Linked DNA regions of Mus musculus: regions 1, 2, 3, 4 and 6 are each linked to region 5. The links are chromatin loops, found by intact Hi-C in ENCODE. Cell type or tissue: left cerebral cortex. All regions are shown on one strand. Links, peaks and the distances in the headings refer to the core of each region. The heading gives the core; the rest is flanking DNA. Region 1 holds the start of Ap5s1 (adaptor-related protein 5 complex, sigma 1 subunit). Region 2 holds the start of Rnf24 (ring finger protein 24). Region 3 has its middle 64 kb from the start of Rnf24. Region 4 holds the start of Cenpb (centromere protein B). Region 5 holds the start of Pank2 (pantothenate kinase 2). Region 6 holds the start of 1700037H04Rik (RIKEN cDNA 1700037H04 gene).

The links. A loop is a pair of places that touch in the nucleus more often than their neighbours do. Peaks named below come from ENCODE experiments on the same cell type or tissue, not always from the same donor. Only the 100,000 strongest peaks of a DNase experiment are listed, where the experiment ranks them.
Region 1: a loop joins it to region 5, with 7 times the contacts of the local background. A loop is called at or near these places in 12 of 42 quality-filtered maps.
Region 2: it touches region 5 in a loop (7-fold over the local background); 6 of 42 quality-filtered maps call a loop at or near these places.
Region 3: a loop joins it to region 5, with 3 times the contacts of the local background. A loop is called at or near these places in 14 of 42 quality-filtered maps.
Region 4: a loop joins it to region 5, with 4 times the contacts of the local background. A loop is called at or near these places in 19 of 42 quality-filtered maps.
Region 6: it touches region 5 in a loop (2.3-fold over the local background); 11 of 42 quality-filtered maps call a loop at or near these places.

What each region holds. Positions count from the first base shown.
Region 1 is chr2:131,206,657-131,211,756 of GRCm38, forward strand. It overlaps Ap5s1 (adaptor-related protein 5 complex, sigma 1 subunit), which reads left to right and starts at 3,704. Exons shown (of 3, transcript NM_001291031.1): 1 at 3,704-4,025; 2 at 4,607-4,817. The coding sequence starts at 4,642. In left cerebral cortex, for the core only: a CTCF peak has its summit at 3,488 (motif pointing left); DNase peaks (open chromatin) are centred at 3,625 and 4,556; H3K4me3 peaks cover 1,870 bases; H3K27ac peaks cover 2,279 bases.
Region 2 is chr2:131,349,228-131,354,405 of GRCm38, forward strand. Rnf24 (ring finger protein 24) reads right to left here and starts at 3,665. Exons shown (of 6, transcript NM_178607.4): 1 at 3,509-3,665. Gm30590 (a long non-coding RNA gene) reads left to right here and starts at 3,605. Exons shown (of 2, transcript XR_374984.2): 1 at 3,605-3,951. In left cerebral cortex, for the core only: no CTCF peak of the experiment used is centred there; DNase peaks (open chromatin) are centred at 2,325, 2,803 and 3,732; H3K4me3 peaks cover 2,488 bases; H3K27ac peaks cover 2,041 bases.
Region 3 is chr2:131,414,186-131,419,363 of GRCm38, forward strand. It overlaps the pseudogene LOC115489428. Among named protein-coding and RNA genes, the nearest start is that of Rnf24, 64 kb to the left of the region's middle. In left cerebral cortex, for the core only: a CTCF peak has its summit at 2,501 (motif pointing left); DNase peaks (open chromatin) are centred at 2,505 and 2,779.
Region 4 is chr2:131,177,314-131,182,491 of GRCm38, forward strand. It overlaps Cenpb (centromere protein B), which reads right to left and starts at 2,754. Exons shown (of 1, transcript NM_007682.3): 1 at 1-2,754. The coding sequence starts at 2,563. The coding sequence ends at 764. In left cerebral cortex, for the core only: CTCF peaks have their summits at 2,906 and 3,128 (motif pointing right); DNase peaks (open chromatin) are centred at 2,011, 2,414 and 2,936; H3K4me3 peaks cover 2,345 bases; H3K27ac peaks cover 1,743 bases.
Region 5 is chr2:131,259,989-131,265,166 of GRCm38, forward strand. Pank2 (pantothenate kinase 2) reads left to right here and starts at 2,512. Exons shown (of 7, transcript NM_153501.2): 1 at 2,512-2,827. The coding sequence starts at 2,581. In left cerebral cortex, for the core only: a CTCF peak has its summit at 2,362; DNase peaks (open chromatin) are centred at 627, 1,516, 2,005, 2,417 and 1 more place; H3K4me3 peaks cover 2,502 bases; H3K27ac peaks cover 2,558 bases.
Region 6 is chr2:131,158,879-131,164,056 of GRCm38, forward strand. 1700037H04Rik (RIKEN cDNA 1700037H04 gene) reads right to left here and starts at 1,203. Exons shown (of 6, transcript NM_026091.3): 1 at 1,075-1,203. Gm14232 (a long non-coding RNA gene) reads left to right here. Exons shown (of 3, transcript XR_003954063.1): 2 at 627-848. In left cerebral cortex, for the core only: a CTCF peak has its summit at 2,121; DNase peaks (open chromatin) are centred at 763, 1,279, 1,612 and 2,061; H3K4me3 peaks cover 1,674 bases; H3K27ac peaks cover 1,322 bases.

The DNA of each region.
Region 1 (5,100 bases), core at 1,101-5,100, 53 kb before region 5:
CTGAACCTATTGTGTACCCAACCCTGCCTCAGATGCTAGGCTAATGGAAAGCCCACACAGCCAATATGTAACACATTGCCCCAGCCTACTCAGACGATCCTGCTTTGTCCCCAGGGAAGGCCCTAGAACCCAGTGGCTGCCCTGACCCATCTCCAAACCATCCCTAGTCCCTGAGCTGCCATCAGTAGCTGACATACCAGGGTTAGGAAATGTCTTCCTCATCTGCCTGTGGATTTCTGAGTCCCTACTAGGTGCTGGGCTCCCCTCTGCCCACTTCCCATGCTGTGTCAGTTAGGGACACTTTTGGCCCCATGAGCGAGAGCCCTGAAGTGGTTTCATCACATACGGGTATATGGTCATCATGTGGCATGACCACAGCACTTCCAGGCCCCAGGCTGCTCTTCATCATTACTGTCTGCATCTAGGTCTTTCTTCCTCAGTGGACACGGATCAGATGGCTGAGGGTTGCAAAAGGTCAGAGAATGACACTGTAAGTACCACGACCTGAACAAAATTACAGTTTAAGAACAATTTATTTTTATGTGTATGAGTGTTTTTGCCTTCATGCTTGTCTGTGCATCACATCTATGTAAAACTACAGCTCTTTTGAACCCTGTCTTAGGTGGTTTCTTCAGAGCCCCAGTGCCAGTGAGGAATTTTTCATGGGACTTGAGATAAAGCAGGAAGACTTTGAAAGTCTGTATCTAGAGGGACTGGCTTCTCCCACTACTTACACTTGCTACAACTTAGATGGTAGCTATCACCTCCCCTATGCAGTCTCCGCAGATTGTGCCTGCAGGGTCAATGCTTGGATTCTTTCCATTAGTGAATCTGTTACTTCTCTTTAACTCCCACCTGCTGTGGCTACTGCACTTGCCCACATAGAACCCGCTAGAAGGACCCAGAGGATGATGGTCAGCTCAGGAATGGGTAGGAGGCTTCCCTCTTCCTCCTGACTTCCATGTCAGAGAGCGTCTTGTGTAGCTCAGGTTGATCTTCTTGCCTTCACCTCCAAGTGCTATAATTACAAGCATTCAGACTTGTAGAATGCTCTCCTCCAAGTATAAGAGCCTTCATCTTCAACAGAACAGCCGCAGCTCTTTTTAGGAGACCCTCAAAATCCTGCCTGCTGACTGTTAGCATTCCCACAGGGAGTGGAGGGGGCCCTGAGCCAGTGGCATCCTGACCCAATGTGTATTTTGTCAAAGACTCCAAGGCCAATTGACTCATAAGAAATTAGCAAAGCTGGGCTGGTGAGATGGCTCAGTGGGTAAGAGCACCCGACTGCTCTTCCGAAGGTCCAGAGTTCAAATCCCAGCAACCACATGGTGGCTCACAACCATCTGTAATGAGATCTGACTCCCTCTTCTGGAGTGTCTGAAGACAGCTACAGTGTACTTATAATAAATAAATAAATCTTTAAAAAAAAAAAAAAAGAAAGAAATTAGCAAAGCTATTGCCCATATGGGCCAGGCACAAGAGGAGTCAATGTATACATGTGTATTAACAACTGAACAGTGTGTGCAAATACTAGCAACTCTGGCTTCCTCCGCTGCATGTGTACAGCCTGAAACTGATCACTTACATAGACTGCCTACTGGACTAGCCAGCCCCTCCCCCTGCGCTCGGCTGATAAATAGGCTGGTGGAACTCATTCTTTCCCCAAGTCAGGCTCTAGTGGAATCTTCCATTGTTGTCATGCTGTACACAGAAACAGTAAATATTTGTTTGGGTCTCCCAGGGAAAGCATTCTTGTGACAGCGGCAGCGTGTCTGTTCTCTCAGATCATGTCCACCCTTCACCATCTTGTTCAGGTTCTCCCCTCCTCCCTTCCCTCCATGCACAGGCTGTGGGAAGCAGAGCTCAGGATCCAAAGACTTTCCATTTTGCACTGTGATGTGTGACTTAGTCATCTGCCAAATGAGAGACCACACCCAAGTTTCTTTCCCTATTATAAATCTGACCCATGTCTAACTCAAGCCTTGTGTTATTCTAGTGCCAGGGAGGGATTCTATTATATTCTTAGCCTATTTGTTTATTTATTTTTATTTTTTTATTCTTTGTTTGTTGAGGCAGGGTTTCTCTGTGTAGCTTTGGCCATTCTGGAACTCTCTCTTTAGACCAGGCTGGCTTCAAACTCACAGAGATCTGCCTACCTTTGCCTCTCAAGTGCTGGGATTAAAGGCTTTTGCCACCACCTTATCTATTTTTTAAGAAGGATCTATGTATCCTTAACTGGTGTCAAACTCACAAAGATCCATCTGCCTCTGCATTTCCAGTGCTAGGATTGAAGGTGTAGTGCCTGGCTCTCAGCTCCCTTTAAATTCAAAATTCAAGGCAGGCAGATGGATCTCTGAGGATCTCAAAAAGAGAAAGAAAGAGAGAGAGAGAGAGAGAGAGAGAGAGAGAGAGAGAGAGAGAGAGAGAGAGAGAGAGAGGAAGAAGGAAGAATTCAAAGTAAATTATTACTTCAGTGGGTTTGCTAGATGGCCAGGCACATTGCTAACATGAAGTAGACACTGTTAGGCTGGCTGCTTTTGACCATGTCTGAGGTGGCATGCACGCATGTTTCCAGGGACCCAACAGACTCTCTGAAGCAAAGGTCAAAAGAGGCCAATGGCCACAGGGCAAGTATCTCCCAGGGCACACCCACATCAGGTGAGCCCTCCAGTTCTGCCTGCCTCCAGCACTGACCAGGGAAGTCATCTGTTGTACCACCTCTGCCTGGGTCCCCCACTGTCCTCCAGGGTACTGGCTCAGTGCATTCTTCTCCCCACATCCCACACAAGATTAGTAGTTTCCAGTGGTTTTGGGACTTGATATGGACTGTCTGAACAGTGAAGAGAGGCCAGGATATCATGCTCTCAATGCCAAGTGGCCCCCCAGCTGCCACAGACCTCTCTGCCAGTTCTTTGCTACAATCTGCTGGCAGACATGAGGCCTGGCCCAGAGTGATAGGGACCGGGGACAAGGAACTTCTGCCAAGAATGGAGCAAACATAACTCCCTAGCTCTCTGATTGAGACACCACTCTGCCTGGACCCATCCTTTTGTATTGCATCTGAGATCGAAACACTCGCAGCATATGCAGTACCAGTCCCCTGAAACTGCCCTAGTTCTTATGGCCTAGAGGGTTCAGGATGCAGTCCTTAATGAGGGGCTTTCTTCAGAACCCCTGCCTGGGCCACTCAAATCTTTCTTTTTGTCCTCAGACACTAGTCAAGTGACTGTAGACCTGCCTTAGAAAGCCTAAGGAATTCCCATGCCTTTCAGAGTTAAAGGAATGTGTGTGTCCCAAACACCTCTTGGGCCATTGGTTCAAATGTAAACTCATGACTGCGTTTCAGCAGGCAGACTTCTGCTCCTGCAATTCGGTCATTACTACTGCACAGAGCTTGGCCTGAGGACAGCCGAGCGGAGGCTTCCTTGGACAGTTCCGCGCACGCCGCCGGGGTCCTCAGCGCCCCCTGGCGGTCGCCCTCGCAGTGGCCAGGCCGCAGCTGATCAAGGGCTTTCTAGCGCCTTCAAAGAAGCTTTCCGTAGCCATGAGCCCTCCAGGGCGCCCCCGCAGCCGAGGGGATCGGCTGGTCAGAAGCGTGTACGTCCTCGGGAAGTCGAGGACCACGCCGGGACCACAGGCCCATGGCTGAACTACAAACCCCAGAGTTCAGCGCGCCGCTGCTGCCCGCGCGAGGCAGTGACGCAACTGGGGCAGATAGTGGGAGGAGGACGTGGTGCCCTGGGGTAATGACGCGCTCAGCTGGCGGCAGAAGGGTGACCAGAGGTCAAAGTCTGCAAATCTAGGTTCCCTTCCTGAAGCGGGCTTGCTAAATTTCCTGTTGGGTAACTTTGAATTCTTGGTCTGTTTAGCTTTAGCTGTGGCTAAACACTGTTTCTCCTCAGCCTTGAGACCGGGGGCTGCCACTCTCGCTTTGCCCAGAGCGGCCAGGCTCTCTCTCTGTGTATCTGTGGCTGACTTGAATTCCTGATTCTCTTGCCTCCGCCTCCCGAGGGTTGGGATTTCAGGTACGTGCCACCACGTCTTTCTTTTTGAAATGATTTCGGTTATCTCGGTAGATCCCTTTGGGTAAGGTTTGCCCCGCTCACTCTGTCCCAGCCGATGTGAATCGGTTGCAGATGCGGCATTTTAGAGGTATTTTCTTGAGTGTTTCCTAAAACAAAGACATGTTCCTGCATTCAAAACCAAGTGTCACTGATGAAGACTCCCCTCTCACACTCCATACTAAAAGTTGTCTCAATGGAGCCCGGTATGGAGGCTGGGTTATTTTGTTCCGGGAGCAGACTTGGCATTCAGCTGTGGTCTCTGATTTTTTTTTTTTTAGTTCTCAGTTTTTCCTGCACTCGCATGACCCGTATGCATTTGGAGATTCCCTGACAGTTTTGCAGAAGTAGGTTTAGCGACATAGGAGATATGTCCAGCTATGGATGGCCCTTGTTCTGTGATGCAGAGCAGGCACTAGATTATTCAGAGGCTAGGCAGATCTAGATGGTGATCGCTGTCTAGCCACACAATCTCTGGACACACTCCCAGGCCACACCCCTCATTAGGGTGCCTCCTTAGCAGGGGATTCACTTTCACCATCTAGGTCTCTGGCTTTCCTGGAGCACCCACCCTGGAGCTATGGTCCACGCTTTCCTCATCCACACTCTGAGGGCCCCGAATTTGGAAGATACAGGCCTTTGCCGAGTGCTCTATTCCTGTGTCTTTGGTGCTGAGAAATCACCCGATGATCCACGGTCACATGGTGCAGAAAGGGACAGGCTCTTCCGCAAGGAACAGATTTTGGCAGTGGCCAGGTAATCACACAGCCCAGCTCCAAGCTTCATTGAACACAGAGGTAGTAATAAGGGACACTGGAATAGGACAGGCAAACAGGAAGACCAAAAATCTGAATGTTTCCCCCAGTTGTCCTCCATTGTTTATAAAGTATCACTATGAAGAGGAGCTAAAGAAAGAATGTTATTATCATGGTAGTTAGTATTTACTGCACTGGGAATATGTTCTGGGAATTGTATGTATGTGTGTGTGTGTGTATATATATATATATATATATATATATATATATATATATATAGTTTG
Region 2 (5,178 bases), core at 730-4,729, 89 kb after region 5:
ACTGCAGCCAGCAGCCTCACATACTGCCTTGGACTTCCCTATCATGATACCCTCACGTGGTCAGCCAAACAGACCTTTCCCTGAAGCCATTTTTGTCAGGTATTCTGTCAGAGCAATGAGAAGAATAACTAACAATCTGAAGTTGTTGGAAACCCAACCCCAAGCCAAAATTCAAATAATATATTTCTTTTTTTTTTAAAGATTTATTTATTTATGTATGAGTACACAGTCACTCTCTTCAGATACACCAGAAGAGGGCATCCTATTACAGGTGGTTGTGAGCCGTCATGTGATTGCTGGGAATTGAACTTAGGACCTCTGGAAGAGCAGTCAGTGCTCTTAACCACTGAGTTATCTCTCCAGGCCCAATATATTTCTTTTTGGATGAAATTCAAGTTAGCAACTCAAACAGCTTTTTGTTTGAGTTGTATTTAACCCTGGCTGGCCTTGAACTCACAGAAATCTATCTGTGATAGAAGCCTGCTGCTGCTTCCTGACTATTTGATTTTTTTTTTTTTTTTCAAATTACCACTTCAAGCCAGGTATGGCTGTGGATGCCTTTAATCCCACCACTTGGTTGGTAGAGGCAAGCATACAGATCACTGTGAGGTCTATGCAGTGAGATGGGTCTCAAAAAAAACAAAAACAAAGCCAAAAGATAAATATTTAAACACAATACATTCCGTATTTTGCTCTTTCTTTAAAGTTTTGTTCTTGTTTTGGTTTTGATTAGTTTTTGAAGACAAGGTTTCTCTGTGTAGCCTTGGCTGTCCTGGAACTCACTCTGTAGACCAGGCTGGTCTTTGCTGGGATTAAAGGTGTGAGCCAGCAGCCTGTGTGGGTATGTAAACTTACTTGCCAGAGCAGATGTACTCATCACTGAGCAACCTCTTCAGTCCCAGGTACAGTAATGTTATACTTACATGCTGAGAGGAATGACAGTGGGAAAATAGTAAGCCTGTTTTTCTTTTATTAAACCATTATGTCTTTTGTTTGCTTGAGACTGATCTGTATTATGTAGTCCTAGCTGCCCTGGAATTCAAAGAGGTCCACCTTGCTTCTCCCTCCTGAGTGCTGAGGTTAAAGGCGATCACCATACACCCAGCTTTTAATGTTTCTGTAGGTTCATAAAACTTTCTATGTTCAGAAAAAAAACAGAAACAAACAAACAAACAAAACAAACAAAACCACGGTGATTGTAAGGGACAATAGCCTAGAGTCTGACCTGAGGCTATTCAGGCCACATTCCCTGGCAGAGTGTACTACAACAGCATGTGAGGTACCAGGCCTACCAAAGCAAGGCTGCAGGGAAGTCCTGTGTGATACCAACACATCGAAGATCTATTACGTGTTTGGTTGCGAATTATTATTATTTTAGCAGGGTCTCGTCAGGATCTCTTGTATCCCAGACTGGCCTCAAATTCACTATATAGTCAATCTCCCAAAGGGAGATGGATTACAGGTATGGGCCAGCAAATCTAGTTAATTCCGTCCAAGGGATCAAATCCAGGGTGTTGTGCATGCTAAGCAAGTACTTCGTGTTTGGTCCCTTGAATTAATTTCTGATCACTTAACATTCAGAAACTTTTGATTGCTAATGTTTGTGACTCCCACAGTTATGCAATCCCATATTGGATTGTGACCCACAGTTCACGAAAGAAAGATGCATAAAGCAAGAATTTCATTAAGAATAATGGATTGTCATCCAACCAGTGGAAACTTTCCTTCAAATTAAAAGCAAATGTTTCAGGCAGAGTCTATACATAAACAGATGTTGTGGAGGTTTACATGTCATTTTGTACTGAAATTTTACCAGGGATGAAAATATATGTGACTCAAAAATAAGTAATCTTGAAGAGAATCTTAAAGAAAACTGAACCCACTCAATTATTCATATATAAACTGCATTTTTTTTACCTCCACTATTTTGAATCAAAAGATCATAACAAAAATATTTCAAAAATGTGCTTTTTCACTCTACAAAATTAGAAGGGTAAAAAAGAAACAAAAATATCATTATCCAACTAGAGTAATAACTATCTTCTAAAATTCAAATAATCTTGCTTAAAACAAGATAACAAGGAAAAGTTTGTTGTTTATTGAGACAAGGTCTCATTCTGTGTTATGGCCTGGAAATTACTATGTAAATCAGACTGGCCTTGAAACCACAGAGATCCTACTGCCTCTTCCTCCCAAGTCCAGAGAAGGCATTTTCGGCCACACCTGCCTATCTTAAATACCTCTTTTTAACTGTCTAAGTGAACACACCCTATCAAGTTAAAGCCTATGGAACCCAGCAGCGCTTCCTAGCCTCTTTGGGGACGGAGAAGGGGGGAACCAGGAGCAGGGGCGAGGGGGAATGAAGACAAACAATGGAGGAAAAAAGGGGTGCTTTCTGATAAGTCATGTAAGATGATCTGTTCAGCTAGGCTGCACAACCAAACACACAAAAATTCAGATCAAAGCTAGGGTGCATACCACGGTAATATTTAGGTAATATCCTTTGCCAAAGCATTAAGGGGTGCGGGGCGGGGGCGGGGAGGGCGACGACCGGACTGACAAGAAGGTGGAAAGAACCTGCTAGACCACCTCTTATTAGAGCAGAAAGGCAAGAAACATAATCTGTCTGTATGGAAGAGTGGGGAAAGCAGTGCCCTAGATATATTGGGAGTATTCCTATAGATAGGTACACAAGCACAAAGACCTATTATCATGAACTAAGCCCAGAAAACAATGTTCAGGATGCCGGCGTACCGCCGCTACGTAAATAGATCACCATTAATCGTAAAAGAAAGTGTTCTAAATATACAGAGACATAAGAATGCAGACTCACACTTTCAATGAACAGACCCACTGGTTTTACAATGAGAAACAACGAAACACCAAAAGACCTGTTATCTGAAATAACACCAGAGACGAAGGGGTAAAGATGAAGTTATCTTTACACCTCTTTTCCTTCTGCCCTTTACGACGATCTCAGACGGTCTCATTTCACAGGACACACACCACTAAGGTCTCCGGAAACAAAGCAGGGTCACTAATTCTCTGGCCTGTGGGTGCACGCACGCCCCCCACCCACAAATGATGAGGCCGCCATATGACTTTCATTAATAAATAAGCCAACCAGAGAGGTCTCAGTGTGCCTTGCACGGTGTGACAACCAGGCACGAGACAAGCACCACAAAAGAAGGAGTGGCTCGGGACCAGAAAACCACTGCCACACCGCACCCCCCGAGACCAGCGTCGGTCCCCACCACCGACGCAGAGGCAGCGGCTCCTCCATCCTCCGCCCATCCCGCCTCCCCCGCCCGGGCCCAGCCCGAGGTGACCTCCGGGTGACAGCCCGCGCCGCCCTTTGTGCCTGTATGTGGGGACTAACCCACGGACCCCGGTCTCGGAGGGGGTGCGAGGCCGGCGCGCTGCCCTCAGCATCCCAGAGCCGGACCTGCGGAGCCTGCGCTTCAGCCTCAGCCGCGCGGCGCTCAGGCCCAGCCCTCCCCTCACTCACCCGGGCGACGGGCAGCGGGCGTGCGGGCGGCGGCGCCCGGAGTCAGCTTCTTGCGGTGAACTGCTAGAGCCGCGTCCGTGAGTCCGAGCCGCTGAGCTGGCGGTAGCGACTGCTTAGCTGCGGCCCCGGCGAGGGGCGGGCCCGGCGGGGGAGGGGCGGCGCCGCGCCTCTCATTCATGCCGCGGGGGCGGGGTGTGGGACCCGGATGCCCGGGCAAGTCCCGCCTCCTCACTGAGGGCGCGCGGCTTCATTGTCGGCAAGTGCGCAGGCGCGGCGTCCCTTCCGCTGGGCTACTGGCTGCTCTAGAGGATTGATTCGTGATGCCCAGCTATAAGGTTCATATCTTCTCCGCTGTGTAGTGTTTTCCGTGTATGTGGACGTTCGTAAGAGTTAAAAAAGTAAAGCTTCGCTTCTCGTAGCATCCGGCCCAAGAGTCCTCAAAGGTGAGGTACCCCTAGTTAGATCTTCCACCTGCTGCGCCTGTACAGACAGTGGAAGGAAATATATTTAAGAAACAGTGTGTCCTTTATTTAATTACATCTACTCATTACTCTCGACCCCCAGCTCCTATTCTACACTACAGACAAACTGACTCAGGATTTGGGAGCACTGAGCCCTTGCCTAAATTCTAGCAGGTCAGCGAAAGCATGCAGGAGTTCTCATAGCTACCACTGCTAAAACGGATTAGCAGAGGGTGTGGGTACCGCACCTCAGGCCTCCCTCCCTTAACTTCCCATTTCCCTGGGAGGTATTTCCCCCCCCCCCCCCGCCCCCAATCCTTCTATAAACCATAACTAGTTTGTGACTTTAAATTCATCATGGAAAATGCCCACCAGCCCATTCCTCCAGCTTTAGTAAACCATACATTTCCTAGGAAAGGGGAAGTAAGAAGGACTCAGAATGTTTAATCACAGACCCTCGACCCAACTTCCTCTCTCTCCAAATCAGGCCAACACCTGTGAGCTATTTCCCTTCTCTCCTCCCCACCTCTCCCCTGCCCTCCTCTTCCCTCCTCTCCCCCTCCTTCCCCCGCCCCCCTTCTACCTCTGCTCTCAGGATCCCTGCTGTGTTGTTGCCAGCTTAAAAGTCCTACCTAATTCTGTCACCTTGGCACATAGGCTAAGGCAGATCAGTACCGACATTAGGGTACAAAGCTTTCATATTCTTGGTCTCTTGTTCAAGGAATTGAAATAAAAGCTCTCACCGATGTGTAAAAGTAGCAAGAAAATTTAGTTGAAGCAAAGCAAGGGGGGGGGGGGGAGCAGCAAAGCAAAATAAAAAAAAAAAGAAAGAAAGAAATATTCAGGACACACTACAACGGAGCTGCAGGCCACGTGAGTGAAGATACTCAAGGGCTTGGATTACTATCTCAGGCTTTCTTTTACTGCATTCAAGAGAAGTGTCGCACAAACTAGAGTTGTCCGGGGAGAGGTTACCCCAGTTGAAGAATTACCTCCTTCAGGCTGGACTGAAGGCACCTCTGTGGGGCATATGCTTGATTAATGATTGATGTGGGAGGACCCACCCCTTGTAAGCATATCACCTGCCACCGACTGTAAACCTATACACACCAGGAATCTCCTTTGGAAAATATGTCAGTGGTTGTACTGGCTAGAGCTTTATGTCATATCCACACAGCTAGTGCTATCTGGGAAGAGAAGCCTCAATCG
Region 3 (5,178 bases), core at 712-4,711, 150 kb after region 5:
AAACCCTGGCAACCACTAACGTATTGTATTCTCTATCTCTATGTTGGTTACTTTTATCATGGATATGCCCAGATATATGAAAAAAAATCAGTATGAGGCAGGAAGGCTACATTTTGGGCTTTAGTTCAGAGGGAGGTAGAGCATTGTGGTGGGGAAGGAATGAGAAATTGAGGTGTGTACGCATGTTATATTCTCAGCCAGGAAGGAGAGGGAGGGAGGGAGAGAGAGAGAGAGAGAGAGAGAGAGAGAGAGAGAGAGAGAGATGCTGGTGCTCAGCTCCTGTGTCTGGAACTCCAGCTCATGGGCTCATGGGATGATGCCACCCACATTCAGGGTGGGTCTTCCTTTGGGAATGCAGATCACGGTCTGCTGAACCTGTTACCCAAGCAAGATCTTAGCGGAAGATTGACCACACTGCCAGGACCACTGGTTCTTCTAGTAGGTTGGGCACATCATGATGGTGCCAAGCACGTCAGGGGAAGGCAAAGGCCATGTGCTTGGCAGTGGTTGACGATCATCTTGAGCAAGACATAGATTCCGTTCTACCTATCCAGGTATGCAGAGACCACTCAGAATGTATCAGCAGTTTACCAGTTGCTGAAGTTGGGCTAGCCTAGTGCTCATATCAGCCCCTTTGCTACTAGTGTCTCTAGAGCATTTTCAGTCTTACAGTGAGCAGGATCATTTCAGATGGTTCTATTGGCATTCTTGGGGAAGGGATTGTCTTCCTCCTTGAAGATATAAATAACAGATCCAGGTACTCTAGCTGGAGATCACTCAGTGTCCTCTGAAGGGCAGCCTCCACATTTTCCACATCTTCAGGGTGGTGTTTGGTGTTCCACAGCTTGGGTGTTATAAACACCTCTTCATGGGGGATCTCCCTTCCTGGCCCCACATTCTCCTTCAAGGCCTCTCCAGGCTCATTAGATAGCAGGACAATCATTGTGGTGGTGGCCAACACTAAGGGCATATTTAATGGCTGTGTCTGCATGGCCAGACTCTTTCTTCAAGGTTCCCAGACGAATTGGGGGCACCATTGTCCCAGTGTGCAGGAGGACACACGTGAGCACATGAGTGTGGAGGCCGGGCGGGGGAGGGGGGGTTCCTCAGTCACTGTCCACTTTACATGCCGAGGTAGGTCTTCACTTAAATCTAATTCAAGCTCACTGATTTGGCTTGGCTGGCTGGCCAGCTTGCTCCAGGGATCAGACTTCTGTCTCTGTCTCCCAAGCCGTGGGATGACAGGTGGGCTGTTACTCTGCCTAGCATTTACATGGGTGCTGGGGATTTGAACTCTGGCCCTTATGCTTGTGCATCAAATCTATTAAGCCTTCTCCCTAGGCCCTCCTTCTTGGCTTTCTGTCTAGATAGTCTGTTACTGAGAGAGAAGTTAAAATCTTCAACTATGATGTGTTTGTTTCTCCTTCCTATATGTCAACTGACCTTCCATATGCCCTGTATCTCTGTTTGCACACGTGTAGCATTGCTGTGTCTTCTTGGATTGACCATGTTATTGTTATATACTGTTCTTGGACATTTGCCTCACTCTCATATCCTCCCACATCTGTATCTCTGCTACAAGCATAGCCATTCCTGCGCCCGTTTAAGTTTGTGATGTGTAACACATCCACCCTTTCTCTTATTGCCCACCTATAATGTATTTGAAGTGAATTTTGTGTAGCCAACATATAGTTAGGTGATATGTGGGTTTTTTTTAATAAATGAGTATATTTTGTTCATGTTTTGTTTGTTTGTTTGTTTTTGAGGCAGAGTGTTTTCATATAGCCTAGCTGGCCCTGGAGTTCATTATGTAGTCCAGACTGGACTCAAATTCAATATACTCTGTTTTTTGTTTTTTTGTTTTTTTGTTTTTCGAGACAGAGTTTCTCTGTATAGCCCTGGCTGTCCTGGAACTCACTTTGTAGACCAGGCTGTCCTCGAACTCAGAAATCTGCCTGCCTCTGCCTCCCTAGTGCTGGGATTAAAGGCGTGCGCCACCACGCCCGGCTCAATATACTCTTATTCTGACTCCTGAATGCTAGGGATTATGGCAGGAGGGTGTTTGTTTAGACAATGTCTGCTGGATAGTTTAGGGTGGTTTCCAATTCACAATTGCCTGCCTTCCTGCCTTAGCCTCCTGATTACCAGGATTATAGACATGTACCACCACACCTGGCTTGAAGGGACAGAGCTGTTCCAATCTGCTTGCTGAATGACCCCTTATCTTGTCAAAGGTCCGATACATGGCATGTGCTCTGCATAGCTATGGTGGGCTAAGTCCAGCTGTCTGAGGCCATGGTTAGGAGAATGTGAAGGTCAGGTTATTAGAGCACAGGCTACCAGTTTCGACACTTAAACTTGGTTGACTGAGGTAAAGGCATTGCGCCCCCTCTCAATCCAAGGAACCCTCACTGAAAGAGAAAACAGCCCTTGGTTGAGATTCCACAGAGCAAAATCTCAAGGGGAAGAGTGTGCGGGTGCCTGGTCCTAGGCTCAAAGATGCCTCCTTGTGGCAACTGCAGCCTCTGCAGCTCACTGTTGAGCCGATGTAGACTCACCAGGGAACAGGCTTCAGGGCTCATGTCAGTCTCAGCTTTGTCCTCTTTTTAGCGATGTCTTCCTCAAGGAAGACCTTTGGGGAGGGGGAGATGAGCTGTGTGTCTGTCCACCTGCCGTGAAGATTTGCCAGGTCCCCATCGCTGGTCTCCAGGGCTACTTCCTCTGTACAGGGCAGATTCTGAATGCATCAGCCATGGGATCATCTCCCTTGGGCTGCCTTGGTTTTACTCCACTCTCTTACCTCCTCTCTTCTGGATGGTCTTTACTGGACTGTGGATCCCTCCACGGGGATTAGCTACCTGCTGGATTCATCTGGGTGCTCATCTGACTCTCACGGGCCCCACACCTGCAGTTCTGCACTTCCAGGCAGGCCCTTGAAGAGAAAGAGATCTCTACCACTCCACCACCACCGCTTCCAACCTTCCACAAGGTCCTAGCTCCTCAGCTAGGCTTTCTCAGGACATCTCTTTAAACAATATCTCTCCAGGCAGTTTTAGGCATGCTATCTCCTGAGGTAGATGTCATGAACAGAGATGGATACACACTCTGGATACAGGTAGTAGATCAAGACTGATAGAGGCAACCTGGAAATAGGAGAAAGGAGGTGGGCCTCTCTAGAAAAAGATTTATTCTTTATTCAAGACTGAAGAGCTGCAGTCTCTCTGCGGAAGTGGAGATGAAGTGTGTATTGTGTGAGGGCATTGTAGGTTTTTAGGCTGAAAAAGGGGAACTTTGGGGATGGAAGATTCCATCTGCAGATCAGCTCCTCTGCAGCCTGGAAGTGGTAGGTTGTATCAGGTTTGGGATGCCTATCTCCTGTTGGGAAGCCCCCACAGTTGTTATCAGTCAGGTCATCTCCTGTCCAGGGTTTCTCAGTCTACCTGAGGTTTCTGGGTCAGTGACCCTTCCACAGCTGCTTTAGACTGTAGGTCATTGATGAGGATTTCTTGCCAACCTGATCTGGTGGCAATGACAGAAAGCCCATGTCAGTGTCATTCCTTTTGTGCCCATGTGGTCCATGTGCATGCCTTGTACTATTTTGACTCTGAGAAAAGGAAATTTCCCCACCCCCGCAACATAATGTTTTTATTAATTATTTGGGAATTTCGTACACTGCATCCCAGCATACTCGCTCCCTATTCTTCCAGGCCCACCCTCCCACCCTTCCCCCACTCTCAAAAAAAACAAAAAACAAAAAACAAAAAACCAAAGCAAAACAATCCACCAAGTCCAATGTGTGTTGTCCATGTACGCATTGGAGCATGGCCAAACTCTCAGTGGCCAACCCCTTAAAAAAATGTGTCCTCCCCCACCCCCACCCAGCCAGAAGCCATCAACTGTGAAGAGCTATACTTCAGCATCTACCTATCATATGTTTATCACAGTTTGTAAGGGCTCAATCTTCAATGGCTTCCTGTCTGCACTGTTTCTTTTTGAGTGGGACGGGGATAGGTTGTCAGAGAAGCCTTCAACGTCTCTTATTCTCAGGTGAGTCTGCAGTCATTGATGCCCCTGCAAAAGAAGCAGCCTCGTCTGTAGCAGCAGCAGCCTTGCAGGTCATGGGCATCAACATGGCCTCCGGTGGCAGCACAGCCCATAGACTTCAACACGGCCCTTTGTGGCAGCTTTGCATCATTAACATCAGCATGACTCTGGTGAACAGACCACAGATATCATGGCCTCCTGCAGCAACACTGACCCCAGGCGTCAACACAGCCTGAGGCAGCAGCTCAGATTACAGACATCGCATGGACCTCAGTGGCAACAAGGACCACACAAGTCTGGAGGAGACTTGATCCAGAAAATGACAGTTTTTCATCTCAGATACCTTTTGGGTGCTCAGAGTCCGGGTGACTGTAGTTTGTCAACATGTCTGGGCGCAGGAGCTCCAGGCACCTGTCCATCACCCTGTCCTCAGCACCGGCCACCCTGACTGCACCCTGGACATGACTTGGGTGTCCTGGAGCATACTCTGTAGACCAGGCTGGCCCCAGGCTTACAGGAATCTGCCTGACTGTGCCTGAGGGTTAGGGTTAAAGGTGTGCGCCACCACAACTCTTTGAAAGGAGGTTCTTAACGGAATGAGAAAATGATATCTTTACCTTATCTCTTGCCAGCCAAGGAAAGATACCCAGCTAAGTCCGTGAGAGTTGTTTGTTAGAGGATGGCATTTCATTGTCTCCTGGACTAACTTTATTTATAGTCGGAAAAACAGAGATCCTTGGTCAGTCCTTAACCTGGCATCATTGGCCTTCATTGCTTGGGAGTCTTTGGCTTGGTGGGAAGAGATGATTTTTGCTTTGGGGGGACTCATACGAGCTGAGCTTTACTACGGAGGCCGACACTCCACAAGGCCTAGCATTGGGTCTGGATGGTGTGCTATTTACATTTACACAGCTGTGACCAAAATGCCAGAGAGAAGGACTTAAGAGAGGAGGGATAACCTTGGCTCACTGTTTCAGAGGGTCTTGGGCAGAGCATTATGGGAATGTGTAGCAGATGGGATTCTTCAGCTCTCAGTGTTCCGGAAGCAGAGGGAGAAGATGGAAGGGAGGGCCAGAGCAAGATGCAGACATGGCCCCTGTTAGGGCTCACCTGCTAAAGCTTCCAGAAACTACC
Region 4 (5,178 bases), core at 773-4,772, 82 kb before region 5:
CAAAAGGGGAGTGGACAGATTTATTGAATTCAAGCTGGGAAAGGAGCACCTGGGTGGCTGGACTCTGGGCCCAGCCCCAGGCCCCTCTGCCCAGGATGGGGGTCTGCAGAGGATGAGGCAGAGGCCTGTAGCTACCCAGATTGGAGGTGCCTGCTGTCACGCCCCTGGAGGGCCTCCTGGAAACCTCCAATCTGGAAAGAAAACCAAGGGCCAAAGACTGGGCCAGAGAAAGGGATCTGGGGAGGTGGAAAGCAGGCAGAGGCAGGCTCGGGAGCCCGCCCTAAGTTACACTGTGCTTCTTTTAGCCTAGAGATGCAGGAGGGGGGCTGCTAGTTTTGTGGGGGCCTAGGCTAGACCTTCCTCTGGAGCCCTTTCCAGAATGGCTTTGGGATCCCCCCACCAAAGACCTGGTTGGGTGGCAGGGGGAGAGGCACTCTCTGGCCAAGAGCTTCCAGGACCCAACCCTGGCTGCTGCTGTGATCTAGCCCACTGATGGCATGGTGTGGTAGCACCGGACAGCTCCCCACCCATCCAGTGCCCTGAGCCCAGGGACTAATGGGGAGGAAAGAGGATTCTGAGAAAGAGGCAACAGCAGTGAGGGGGACCTCAGCCCCTGGGCCTGTCTCAGAGCCTGGAGCCTGGAACCTGGCGAAGCGTTGCTGAAAGCCCTGGGCTTCTCCAGCCATCTCCAGCAGCTGCCCAGAGTTCTCTGCCTTGGGCAGGAGCAGCCCATCTGGGCTGGGGTACAGCTATGTCCAGCAGCTCAGCTTTGATGTCCAAGACCCCGAACTCCCGCCTGCCTGGCATGGTTCTTCCTAGTCACGTGGACCAGATCGTGTTCCAAATGAAGGATGTGACTCTGCACTCGGTCATCGATGGGGAAGGAGGTCAGGTACCTCTTGACCATGGCAAAGTAAGCCATGGCCTCCCCAAAGCTGGGCACAGGGACCTCATCACCATCCTCATCATCCTCCTCATCTTCATCCTCCTCATCCTCCTCTTCATCGTCCTCCTCTTCATCACTGTCTGAGTCAGAGTCCTCTCCTCCTTCCAGGAAATGGAGAGTGGGGAACTGGGCCTCTTCCTGGACACTATAACCCCCAAAACCACCACTGGCTTCCACTACTCCCTGGGCCCAGTCTTCAGCCTCTAAACCCTCAGAGGAACTTTCTTCCTCCTCTTCATCACTATCATCAACCTCACCTTCCTCTTCTACCTCTTCCTCTCCTTCCTCCTCTCCTTCCCCTCCTTCCTCCTCCCCTTCTTCTTCCTCTTCCTCCTCCTCTTCCCCTTCACCCTCCTCTTCCTCCTCCTCCTCTTCTTCCTCCTCCTCTTCCTCCTCTTCCTCTCCCTCACTCTTGAAGGAAGTGGTGATAGTGGCATTAAGGCCACCTCCAAAACCCGCCTCACGAAAGCAAGTTGCTATGTCCGAGGGCTCCACTGCCTGCCAGGCTGCAGCCACAAAGTGCAGGGCCTCCACAAGGCCCAGTTGCAAGCCTGAGGGATCCTGGCCCTCGAGTGCTGCCATGGCCTTGAGCAACATCGCCTGGCGGTAGTGGCCCTTCACCTGTTGGACCACTCCTCGCTCCAAAGGATGCACGGTGCCAGGAGGGAAGAAGGCCAGCTGCACGTGCCGCAGGCCCGAGGTGTCCAAGGACTGGGCAGCCAGACGGCCGGCCAGCAGAAGGACCCGACGAGATTCTGCTGCCATTCGAGTGTCCAGAGCTTTCAAGTACTTAGCCAGAGCCTGGGTGGTGACTCCACCCTTCGAGTTGGCAGTGTAGTCGCAGGGCAGACCACCTTGCCCTGCACGGGGCTTGGCAGATTTGCCTGCGACCAGTGGGGGAAGCTTCTCGCTGCCATCGGCGTTGGCGCACAGCAAAACGCTAAGGCGCTGGGTGGCCTGGCGCGCCGGTCCATCACCTCCCCAGAGCCCTGAGGCCTGGTCCGACAGAAAGTCGTACCACAGGCTGGTCTCGGTGGCGCTGAACACGTCCTGCGAGGCGTAGCCCTCAGCTACCGACGGCGGCTGCTCCTCCCTCGTGTGCCAGCCGGGTGTGCTCCCACCGCTGCCCTCGGAGGGCACCGTGGCTGGGCCGGCAGGTGCCGCTGGGGCCCGAGGGGCAGAGCTTCGCGCCCGAGAACGGGTCACGCCGCTGCAGGCCACTACACCGTGGCGCCTGCGGAAGCGATCCAGCCAGCCGTTGGAAGCAGTGAAGTCGTCCATGCCCAGCTCCTCCGCTATCCGCAGCGCCTTCTCTTTCAGGATGATGCCCTTGACCGGCAGCCCGGCGGCGCGGATCTGCTGGAACCAAGCGATGAGAAGCCCCTCCAGCTTGTCGTACGGGGACAGCTTGTTGGTCTTGCGGCAGGTGGAGGCCACTCCGTACTTGCGCTCCGACGCCAGGATGGCGCGCTTGTTCTTCAGGATGGTGCTCAGCGTGGACGGCGGGATGTTGAAGCGCCGCGCGATCTCGCCCTTGCGTAGGTCCGGGTTCTCCTCCACCTCCTGGATGATCCGCGACTTCTCCCGGAACGTCAGCTGCCGCCGCTTGGGGCCCATCCCGGCGCGCCCTCCGCCCCGGGGCCCGGCACCGCCGTCGCCGCCCCGGGGCGGGGGGCCCGGGCCCGCGGCGGGGGGGGCACCTGGTGGCCTCTCCGCGCGCCCCGCCCGAGACAAAGCGGCTCGCGGGGCGGCGGCGGGCGGTGGCGAGCGGCGCGGGCGGCAGGACGTGCCCAGCGGGGAGCGCGGCGCGGCGCGGGGCGGAGCGCGCGCGGGATCTCGCGGGAAGCGGGGGGACGCTGGGCGCCGCCTCCCGGACCCCGCGCCGCTGCCCGGACCCGCCGCCGGGGGCGCTGAGGCCCGGACTGTGCGCCTCGGCCACGCGCGGGAAAGGTCATCGGCAGAGACAAAACGCACTTAGGCACCTGGACAGATGCGCAGGGACCTTTTGGTGCTCTCCGGTCTGCTCTTTCCTCCAGAGGCGGCTAGCTGGCATCAGGCTGCTTAGACTGCGTTTTAATTGGTTGGCGTCAAGCGATTAGGATTTTTTGCTACGTGTAAATGCAATTGTCTGTATGCTTCTTTTTAAATAATTGTCTTTATGCATGTGAATGTCTGCCTGTGTGTAGGCGCTCCTGCATGCAGATGCCCAAGCAGACCAGAAGAGGGCTTCAGACAGGAGTAGGATTGCAGGTAATTATGAATTGCAACATGGGTGCTGGGATCCAAACCTCTTGAGAGCAGCCTGTGCACTTTAAGTGCTGCGCCTTTTTCTCAGACACCTAACATGAACTTTAATGGTGTATACTCTTCCAAATGTGAAAGAGCCAATCTATGGTTACGCAGTTATGTTATTGTAAAGACAACATAGCATTTAAATCCACTTGATGGTGTTAATGACATTTTAAAAATTCTAGCAATTTTTGTGATGGCGCATGCCTTAATCCCAGCATGAGGGAGACAGAGGTAGGTGGAGGTTGAGCCAAGCCTGGTCTCCAGGGCTGTTTGTTATGCAGAATACCACTTTCTTGAAAAACAAAAATAAACAAGATCTAGTAATTCAAATCCATAAACACTATTAACATCTGGGTGTTATTGGTTCCCCCCTCCCCATGCAAGTAGCCATATCTAAAACTACAAAAATGCGTATGTACATAAACATCTGTACAAATAAATCTTAAAACCTCCTCCTGCAGGACCAAACACGAAAGTGATGAACCCTTGAGGCAGTGCGCACAGTGCAGTGTTTTGCTTGCCTGTTTTCGTTTTGTTTGAGCAGAGTCTCATTATATAGCCTTGGCTGACCTGGAACTCTGTATTGACCTGTTATGGTCTGAAACTCATGGAGATTCTCCTGCTTTTGCCTCCCCAGTGTTGGGACTAAAGCATGTACCACCATACCAGACAACCCAAGAAACGAGAGAGAGAGAGAGAGAGAGAGAGAGAGAGAGAGAACTCTACAAAGACAAAACTCAAAACAAACAAGCAAAAGACCAGTAAAACAAACAAACAAACAAACAAATACCCAAAAAAGTCTACAAAAATACCATTGAGTTCATTTTGTGTTGACCAACTACACCTGGGCGTGGATCTGCCCTTGAGTGTGGTTGATATACTCTGACATTCCATGGGGAAAAAAACCCTGATTGTCCCTTTGCCAGTGGGTATCAGTTGCAGAGAGCATCTTGGTTTGGTATGGGACACTTTGTCCACTTTCCCTTTCAGTGCTGGGACCTGGTCTGCCTTGAACCTGTGCAGGCCATGTGCATACTGTGAGTTCATATGTGTATCAATCCTGTTGTGTGTGGAAGTCACTATTTCTGTGGAATCATCTCTCACCTCTGGCTCTTTTTTTTTTTTCCAAGATTTATTTTATGTATATGAGTACACTATAGCTGTCTTCAGACACACCAGAAGAGGGCATCAGATCCCATTACAGATGGTTATGAGCCACCATACGGTTTCTGAGAATAGAACTCAGGACCTCTGGAAGAGCAGTCAGTGCTCTTAACCACTGAGCCATCTCTCCAGCCCTCACTTCTGTCTCTTAAACATCATTTTACCTTCTTTTCTGCATAGACCCTTGAGCCCTTTGGTGAGGGTTTTGATAGGTTGCCATGTTTTAAAAAGTCTTGAAAGAGCAGCCTCCAGGATAACGGGCTGAGGAGCTGGGGTAGACAAAGCTTTAGGTCAAGAAACAAAGAGAACCAAGGATAGAGCCCTGGGAGCTTCTGGGTTAAGGGCTCTAGAACAACACACTTAGGAGAAACTGATAAAGACAGAATCAGAAATCAGGTCAGTGTTGTGTTCTGCGAGGCCAGAGAAGAGAGTGTGACTCCCTACTCTTCGGATACACATTTCACTTTCCATGTACATATTGGATCCTGAGTGTCTCTGCCTTTGTCCACATTTCTCATGCTGGTCTTTTCCCTTCTACATGTGCCATAAGGATCAAACTTAGGGCCTCATGTTTGCCAATTGTATGCTCTACCCCCAACCGTATTTTTCCGACCTTTAAGAACTCCACTTTAGTCAAATAGTGGTGGCACAGACCTTTAATCTCAGTGCTTGGGAGGCAGAAGCAAGTGAATTTCTGTGAGTTCAAGACTAGCCTGGTCTACACAGAGTTCCAGGACTGCTAGAACTACACAAAGAAACCGTGTCTCAAAAAACAA
Region 5 (5,178 bases), core at 476-4,475:
TGATTAAATTTGATACCATAGAGTGTCAGCAAGTTCACAATATGAAGGGTGTGAAGGGTGAGAATTATATTTAAGAAACAAATCTGGGCATGGTTTGAAAAAGCTGGGGGTGGGTTTTCAGAAATCTATTGATAATTCAATCTGTGCTGTCCCTTTTCTTCTCGGGATAGGGTCTTCCTACATAGCCCAAGGTAGCTTTTAACCTGGGAACCTTCTGAGTGCTGCAGGTACAGGCATGGACCACCATGCTTGGCTCCAGTCTCTGCCTTCTTTTGATTATGCAGGCAGAGAATAGTATAACTTCCCTGCCTATTCTCTTTTTGCCATGATGGAGTCTGAATCTAAGACTTCCCCTATTTGAAGGACTCTCTACTGGAGCTATATCCTCCTCTCCCTGTTCTCTGTCATTTTTTAATTTATCTGCTTTTAGGTAAGTCGCCTCATCATCTAAATGTCTTTAAGCCTTGATCTCCATACTTTACAAATAAAGCTGGTTGGATTGGTTAAGGTTCTGTAATTAGTTGAAATCCCATATTCATTCACTCCTCCGATTCTTCCTTGGCTTGATTCTTCCTTGGCTTCGATTTTGGCTGAGGCTGCAGGAGCAGGAACAGGAGCGGGAGTGGGAGCGGGAGCAGGGAGTGGTGGCTGTCATTACAGGGGCAGCAGCCACAAATGTAGATGGATTAGCTAAGAGGGCCTCGTTCTTATCAACAAGAAGGGAGGTGTGTTCAGTTGCCAGGCATGGTGGCAAAAGTCAGCTAACCAGTCTGCAGATAACACCAGGAGCAAGAACACAGTTTCCTCTGATAGCAAGCACTTCAGGCTTGTAGATCCAATGCACTCCGGCTGGATGCCCAGCCCTAGGAGGTGGGGGGCGGGGGGGGGATGCTAAGTTCAGCAGTAGGGCTTTGATGGCTCTCACTTTGTCTCATCTATCTTGTCTTTATTGTTTACACATAATTCAGAATTCCAATGATGTCTGAAGATTTTAGCTTAAAGCCTAAAAGGAGCTTTCCTCAGGCTCTAGCCCAGTGATTTGGGTCGGTATAATGGCTACACACGGGACAGAGACAGCATGAGAGGCTGGCAGCATGCATTCTTACTTCAGCATGTGGCTGCCTGGTACTCTAGGGGGACCAGAAGAGAGAGTGGAATGGCCAGAAGTTACAGAGGGTTGTGAGCCATGTGGAAGCTGGGAATTGATTCCTGGTCTTCTGAAGAGCAGTCCTACTCTGTTATGGGCATTCCTGATTTTTGTTAGATCCAGTGTGTGTGTGTGTGTGTGTGTGTGTGTGTGTGTGTGTGTTCCTGCGGAAGCTGGAATTTCAAGTTAGGAAATAAGGTTTCCAGAGTTAATTCTACACTGTGGGGTACTAGTTTGGAGCAAGTATGGGAGTGTTTTTCAGCATTCACAAGAGAAGCTCAGGCCGGAACTATTAGTGAGGGAGTAAGTTAGAAGGTAAGAGGGCTGTTATTCAAGGGACATTATCTCCTCCCAAGAAAGGTACTTAGGAAATTGTGAGAAAGCCTCAGTCACTTAAAATTGAGGGACTGAGGGAATGCTTCAGGGGTATATCTGGGTGGGATATCAAGGGTTAGGGCACTTGGGAAGGGCAAACGATTTAAAAAAAAAATCCATCTTCTGTAAAAACCCAGGGGTCTGGAGCTATGGTTCAGTGATTAAGAGCATTTGCTGTTCTTGCAGAGGTCTGGGTTAGATTCCTGGGATCCATATGGGGAAATCCCTCGATTTCTTCTGCCCTCAGCGACCATCAGGCACACACCAGGGTCACAGACATACATGCATGAAAAATGCTCAAACACATTAAAGAAAAACAAACAAACAAAAACCCCAACAACAACAACAACCCCAACCAACCTAACTTCCAAGCCTTCATACTGCCTTCTTCAGGAAGGGGAGTAGGTGAAGGATTTAGAATCCACCTCCTCCCGCCAGTTGTCATGGAGACAAACCTCAGTCTTTTCATTCCTTCTGGTACTGGGAATGAAGTCATAGCACAAAGGAAGAGACGGTGCTTGTACTTTGTGGACTGTAGTGTGGCTCCTACTGCAGCTATAGAACCAGACCCGGGGACAAAGGCTAAGGTTAGTCGCAGCTCAGAGTCCTTCCTTCTGTTAACACTTCTCAGTAGCTTCGGGGGCTCTATTGGGCGGGAGGAAGGAGTGATTCGTGAACAGAGAAGAGATAGTAGACTCCCTGGAGTTCTAGGGAATAGGGGAGCAGCTTGGCCACCGCTCTCGCGGATGCACAAGAGAGGGCGCCCCTCACTCAAATCCTTTGGGCCCCTCCACGATCGCTCCCAGCCTGCGCTGACCCCGCCTTCATCCGTCCAGAGTGCCTGTCGTTGGATGGTGGCGCGGTCTCTTCGGCTGGAGTCTGGGAGCCTATTGGACAAGACCTCTGGAACCCGCCCCTAGCCAGCTCGGATTGGCTAGCTGCACGTTGGCGCAACGGAAAAGGCGGCAGCCGGCGTGCGCCTGCGCTCCAGCGGGCTGCGCGGAGGCGGCAAGGCGGCGCTGGGGGGCTGGCTCGGGCGGCAGCGGCGGCTGTTGCGGATGGGAGCGGGCCGGTTTGGCGCGCCTATGGAGCGCCAGGGCAGGGCTGCCGCCACCTCAGCCGCGGTCGGCGAGTCTGCGGACTCGGAAGCGCGGAGGCGGGACCCGCTGAGGCGCCGGGCGAGTAGCGCGGCGCCGTCGGGGTCCGGGGAGGCGGAGAGTGTGAGACGGGAGCGGCCCGGCTCTCTAGGCGGCTCCACCTCGGCCGGCCGCCCGCGCGCCGAAGGCCTCCGGAAGAGGCGGCCGCGTAAGTGCCCCGGCACGGCCGTCGTTGTTTGCGCGCCGGCGGTGCCCGCGCGAGGGCTCCCCGCCACTTCCTCCCTGTCCCCTGGGGTGTTCTTTTCCTGAGACTCCCTCTTTTTTTCTTGAGAAGGCTCCTCCTCTCCCAAGTCCCTTTGAATCATCCATCGCGCTCACAACTGAAGCCTTTTCTATGGTGATTAATTTGGAGGTTGCTAGAAAATGCCCCTGAGGCGCAGCAGGCCCAAAACTCGACTCTGGGCTCGATACGCTTCTAAGCTTTGCTCGGTTTTCTTCCCGAGAGAATTCAGGTCATCTCGCATCCAGAGGTTTTCCCCCGTTTCCCTTCCGTTAGTTCACGGGAATTCCGGTTTCAGCCATAGCATTCTGGGCAGTAAAGCCTTTTCTTTGGAAGGGAGTCGACCTGTTCCTCAGTTACTCTTAAGCCTAGGGAGTTACTCTTTTCAGAGAATCGGGTTCTCATTTTATTACCAATTTGTGTTTCTTGTCTTGTGTGTTTTCTCCCCTTTAAAGCCTTTAGGGCTGTTGTCTAGCATCCACGACTACTGCTGAAAGTGTCAATTGTCCTAATACTGTAATAGGAACTTTTCAGCATAGCTGTCTGTGTTTTACATGTGGTTAAGACCTGGATATCAGATTACGGTATGAGGAAGGTAAATGCTGAGTGCAGGCAGGCTATGAGAATTACGGGAAGTGGCTTGATGTGTGAGGTCTGTTGGATAGTCCGCGCCCAGCCCTACCTGCTCACCCCCACCCCAGTTGCTTTTATCGATGATTTGAGCGATTGGATGTAGCTCTGTTTTGCCATGGAAGGTTTGGAGGATGTATGTATGTATGTATGTTTAGTACTTTATATCACTATATGTATATATTTTTTTTTTCTTTTCTCGACTTGTAAGAGATTTTATAATACCAGCCACTTGGGAGGTGGAGGCAGAGGAATATGAAATTTAAGACCCTGTCCTAAAAGAAAAAAGGAAAACGGATTTTCAAAGAGTTCCTGTTGTAGAATCGTTTGCTTGATAAATAACTTCCTTATTACACTTATTTATCGTGTGTGTCTGTATTGGTGTAGGTCAGAGGACAACTTTGCCCAGTCCTGGGGATGGAGCTCAGGTTGTCAGACTTGAGGGCAGGTTTTGTTTTGTTTTGTTTTTTTTTTGTTTTTTGTTTGTTTGTTTTTTTTTTTTTTTTGGTTTTTTTCAAGACAGGGTTTCTCTGTGTAGCCTTGGCTGTCCTGGAACTTCACTCTGTAGACCAGGCTGGCCTCGAACTCAGAAATCCGCCTGCCTCTGCCTCCCGAGTGCTGGGATTAAAGGCATGTGCCACCACGCCCGGCTGAGAGCAGTCTGATGAATTACCCAAGTTGGCCTCGTCCTCAGGGCAGACCCTTCAGTGCTGGGTATATACTGTGCCAGTGCCAGGCTCCTCTTCCCCTTTCTCCTTTCTTTCAGTTGTAGGTTGGAACACAGGGCTTTGTACATGTGGTAAATGTTCTGTCTCTGAGCTGTATATAGTATCTCCAGTCCAAGCACCTGAGTTTTGTTTTTGTTTTAAGACAATCTCATGTTCCAGGATATCTTCTCCTCTAGCTCCCAAGTGCTGAAGTTATAGGCTGTGCATCAAGCACCTGATTTCTAAGCAACAGAAAAACCTGAAGTTCCTTTGTGGGTTTGTATTACATTAACCTGAGCATCAATGTTAGAGGGTTAATGTGACAATTAGCCATATGTAGATGATTATGTCACCAAATTTGCAGTGTTGTTTTTGATTAGTTGTTAGTCTGGCACAATTCAGCCTGGTGAACTCCTGTGGTAGGTATGTGGTGATAGTCTGTTTCACTGACCAAAAGAATGGTGCCCACTGACAAGTAGCTACTCTGCAATTGAGGAATTTTTTTAGCCTTTGTGCTTTTCCTTCTATCTACTGGTTTCTGTTTGTTTGTTTTTTGTTATTTTTGAGACAGAGTTTCTCTGTGTAGCCCTGGCTGTCCTGGAACTCACTCTGTAGACCAGGCTGGCCTCAAACTCAGAAATCTGATTGCCTTTGCCTCCCAAGTGCTGGGATTAAAGGCATGCACCATCACTGCCTGGCTCTATCTACTGTTTTATTGAATTGTTCTTTTTTTCCCATTGCTTTAGACCAAAATAAACATGACTTGTGTATGTGTGTGTTCAAGGCTGTCTTGGGAAAAGTTATGACTAGCAAGTACTGAATGTAAAAATGGCCTACAGGGCTGGGGAGATGGCTTGTTCAGTAAATTGCTTGCTTCAGAACCCAGGTAAAAAAGCTAGGGGTACAGTGGCTTGTGCCATTGATGGCCACATGGGAGAGCAG
Region 6 (5,178 bases), core at 477-4,476, 100 kb before region 5:
CTTAAAGCTCAAAGAACACCCACTGAAGTCTCAGACAGGGAGTGCTACATGGAGGTCGCATGTGGAAGCAATCTTTCATCTCCTCAGCCTTGACCTATCTTTGGAGCCCCCTTCCCCAAAGCCAGGGATGCAAGGACGGTAATAGGTGTTTACTCTCACAAACAGTGGAGGGAAGGGTTGACCTGTGAAAAGGGTGTTAGTCCCTCCTGTCTACCAACCTGTGTGGTTCTCCTCTGCCTAGCATTCACTTCCCACATCCCCCTCTGACATCAAAGGAGGCTGCTTGGATTCATCTGGCCTCTAGATTGACTCTTTCACCCAAGAAGCAGAGACACGGGTGAAAGCTGCTCCTACCCCCCACCCACCCACCCACCACCCACCCAGCCCACCCCACCCCACCCCAGTGCAAAGCAATGCCCTACCTTCACATCCCACCACCAAGATTAAAGAGGAAAGACTCAAGCTGTCCAACCGAGCCCTGTTCACTAACAGGAGCACTGGTCCAGAACCTAAATCCAACCATTTCTGTGAGACACTGGAGAGGCTCTGGCTCTGGCCCTCTGGCCTTTCCTACCGCCATCCCTGTGGGTGTGGCACGCCCCACCTCAGTGTTATTGTTTTCTCAGGGGACAAGAGCAGCAGAACGGGCCTCAGACGTACCCACACCAAGAGCAAGGCCGCGGATCTGTCCATCTGAGATAATGCCCTGCGCTCTCTGAGCTCGCCAGGCTGACGCAGGAGTCTCTGGAGCCGACACTCCCAACATCAACATCCTCCTCATGATCGTGCCCGGGCACCGGAGGCTCAGAGGCTACTCTTCCAAGGTCACATAGAGCCACGAGGACCAGGTAGGAACGGGACGTCAGCCACATTTACGCCCCCACCCTCAGGTGTCACTTGTACCCTGCCCGCTAACCGTCATTTGTACCCAGGACCCCACATCCCCCACCCCATCCCGCTTCTACAGAGTTCCTCAGGCTAGAAAGCAAAGCCTCCAGCTCCAGCACAGCTGAGGATCTCAGACCCAGGAGCCGTCTCTGGTGAACTAGACGGAGCCCGGAGGGCCCATCTCACCTTGCAGGCGAGCCCCGCGGCCAGGCGGTCAGAAACGACCGCGGAGGCGGCGGTAGCAGCAGCAGAACGGGCTGGAGAGCGCGAGGAAGAGCCCCGCGCCGCATCAGCCTCGCGCCACGCCCTCTCCTCCTTCATTGGCTTGAGGGGCGTTGAGGGGCGGGGCTAGGGCACTTCAGACCAATGAGCTGTCTCTGAGATCCACCAATTAACGACGAGATTCCACATCACGTGTGCGCGGAGGCTGAGCCCCACGAGTCGACGTCACCCCAGCGGCACGAGCTTGGGTGATGAAGCGGGATGGGAGCTATGTTGGAACCGCTGCTGGAAACCGACCAGAGCGACCTTCCCCATGAGGTTTCCGATCCGCGGCAGTTTTGTCTAGGAGTTAAGCAGTCACCTTTCCTACTGGACTGAGTCTGGATTTCGGTCTTCCTTTCCCACCCATTCCCTATTCCAAATAAGCATTAGAACAAAGAAGGCACGCGGCGTAGGAAGGGGGGAAGGGAGCGTACGCGGGCGCCCCCGGGGACAGGAGCTTCTGCTCCTGGTCTCCAAGGAGGCGGTCGCCATGGCAGCGGGATGCGTCTCGACCCACCCGACAGGGTGTGGGCGTCTTCGTAGAGCACTTACTAAGGCTTGTGGATTTTTGCCACAGGCCCACCTGTCCGTGTGCGACTATCTCTATCCTTATATACACTGATTAGGACAAGAGGTTTAAAGTGCCGAAAGAGCAGTCAGAACACACAGGTTCCCGATCCTTCCAACTTAACTAGCGGAGACAGGCCTTGGACCGCTGAGAGCTTGCTTGTTTTTCCGATAGAATGTGGTCGCTGCCTGTAAGAGTCCTCAAGGTCCGACTCTTCCGTGTCCTTATGGCTGTTAACCTGACTCGGATCTTGTGTTCGCACGCTGGTAACAAATAGTCTTTCTGTGCTATTGTTTTCATAGCGTTACTTCAGAGGGCCCAGTGCTTCCCTGCTGTCTTCAGCAGGGCTTCTCAAACTTTTTATCGTTGTTTTGGATGGTACGTGCGCTCCCTACTGTTGAGAAAATTCTGTCCTCCAGAGCGGACATTGAGAACTTTTCATTCTAATCCCAGCCTACTCAACCCCTACTCCCACCTTTCCAGAAGCCCCGTGGTGTGTTCCATATCTGTTCTTTTCCAAGTCAGCAGACAGTGCCTCCAAAGTATCCTGAAGGCCACCACGCCAGGCAAAAGCAGCCTGCAGATGTATAGCCCCCGGAGACTTTTATAAATACTTTTCTTCCCATCTTCTTGCCCCTCATCCTACTTCTTCACAAAGGATTCTCATTTCCAGTCTTCTTTTGAAATATCAGATCTAACAACACATTCTCACATTTACATTCAAAACAAGAACCAAGGGCTTTGGGGGTAGCGGTCCCTGCCTTTCTGGAACGTCAGTTTACCATAGTCCCCTCTGATTCCTATTTCTCGCGTTTATTTTACTGCCTAGGTGTGTGTTGATTTTCAGTTTCAGGATTCCTGTTTCCCTTTTGCTGCTTTTCACTTGAAACCCATCTCTTGGTGAGCTCTATCGAAAGCAGAATAATCGCTAACAGTTTACTGTCTGAGGCAATTTTCTAATTGTCAACTCCTTTTAACATACTTTCTGAATATGTACGATAGGTAAGTTAATGTGCTAACAGACTCCCAAAGCAAGACACCCCTAGCTTACTGTGAGACCACCACACAAAAAGAACTGTGGTTTCTTGATCTTGCCAATACTCCTCATGTTCCTAGACTAAGCATCTTGGGTACCTGGGAAAACCTGTGATATGGAGCTGCCTGTACTAAAGCATGCTACATGTCTCCAGGAAAGGCCACAAATGGTTTTGGAAAGTTGCCTGGGGAAAATAAGGCTTTGAGTGCCGACAGAACACCAAGATAGAAGTTCTATGGCTGTTTCTCATTGTTCTCAGTGGGCCCGTGCACTGAGACGGTATGGCAACATCAGAAGTGCCCAGACCTATAAGGAGCTTCCTGGGCCCAAGGCCTTATTATCCAAAGCTAGGACAGCAGTCTCTATAGAGTTGAGGGCTGTAGATGAGAAGAGATGAGCAACTGCAGGTTAGGCAAACTCCACTTCCAGCTCTGAGTAGTCTGAACTTTATGAAATAAAAAAAAAACTATAATAAATCTCCTTGGAAAACTAATAATATGTAATAAAGTTGATAGATGCTTGGGGGCTAGAGAAATGCTTAGTAGATAAGAGAATTTGCTGCTCTAAGAGCAGGATTTGAGCTGGTCAGTGGTGGCACATGCCTTTAATCCCAGCACTTGAGAGGCAGAGGCAGGTGGATTTCCGAGTTCAAGGCCTACCTGGTTTACAGAGTGAGTTCCAGGACAGCCAGGGCTACACAGAGAAACCCTGTCTTGAAACAAAACAAAAGACCAGGATTTGAGCCTGGTGGTGGTGGCACACACTTTTAATCTCAGAACTCGGGAGGCAGAGACAGGTGAACCTCTGAGTTTGAGGCCAGCCTGGTCTACAAGAACAGCCAGAGCTATTACACAGAGAAACCCTGTTTCAGAAACAAACAAACCAATAAACCAGGATTTGGTTCCCAACACCCACTTACAACTGCCTGTAATTCCAATTCCAAGAGATCTGATTCCCTCTTCTGGTATCCTTGGACTCTGCACACATGTGGTTACACATACAGACAAGCCCATGCACATGCACGCACACACACAAACACACACAAATAAAAATTTGTTTGAGCAGGGCAGTGGTGGCACATGCCTTTAATCCCAGCACTTAGGAGGCAGAGGCAGGCGGATTTCTGAGTTCGAGGCCAGACTGGTCTACAAATTGAGTTCCAGGGCAGCCAGGGCTATATAGAAAAACCCTGTCTCAAAAAAACAAAAACAAAAACAAAAACAAGTTTGATAGATGCTAAAAATATTACATTATTTCTCTTGTGCACAGGCACACACACATGGTTCCATGTGTGTCTGTGTGTGTGTGTGTGTGTGTGTGTGTGTGTGTGTGTATCAAAGCATTTGTAATAGGCCCTGTGATGGTTTAAATATGCTTGGCCCAGGGAGTGGCACTATTTGTAGGTGTGGCCTTGTTGAAGTAGGTGTGGCCTAGTTGGAGTGGTGTGTCACTGTGGGCATGTATTTTTAAGACCCTCATCCTAGCTGCCTGGAAGTCAGTCTTCTCCTAGTGGCCTTCAGATGAAGATGTAGAACTCTCAGCTCCTCTTGACTGGATGCTGTCATGCTCCCACCTTGATGATGATGGACTGTAGCTCTGAACCTGTAAGCCAGCCACAATTAAATGTTGTCCTTATAAGAGTCGCCTTGGCGTGGTGGCGCATGCCTTTAATCCCAGCACTTGGGAGGCAGAGGCAGGTGGATTCCTGAGTTCGAGGCCAGCCTGGTCTACAGAGTGAGTTCCAGGACACCCAGGGCTATACAGAGAAACCCTGTCTCAAAAAACCAAAAGAAAAAGAGTCGCCTTGGTCATAGTGTCTGTTCACAGCAGTAAAACACTTACTGAGCCAAGCTCAAACAGGAATAAATCAAATATATATCAACAATAAAATAAACAAATTACACTGTTGTTATACAATGATATCAGTGACAAAGGACAAGCTGAATGAATGCAAAAATATAGATATTCTTAAAGACAATATTGAGCAAAAGATACTGGATACAAAAAATAACATCTACTTTTGAATTTTAGTGCGTTTCTTTTGATAAATGCACTATGTATTTCTCTTAAGAATATATCTAGGGTTTTCTGGTATATAGCCTGTTGTAGCTTTATAAAGTGCTACTTAGCTCGTATGAAGAGCATTTTTCAAATTTTCCTTCACATATGTTTTGAATAAGGACGGGCTACAACAGACATTTTTGCATGAGATTTAAAGATTGGAAGAAAAATAGCAGCAATACAGAATTTGACATTTACAAGCTCCAAGGAAGAGATCTGTCACCCACACACTTTGTTGATCTGCTAACTTACCTCACTGACATAGATTAGCAGATATGCCTACAAGGACTCTGTATTTTCCTGATTCTCCTCTGACTCCTGGGGCAGCTGACCCAGGGGGCCGCCGCCGCTGCTTCTGCAG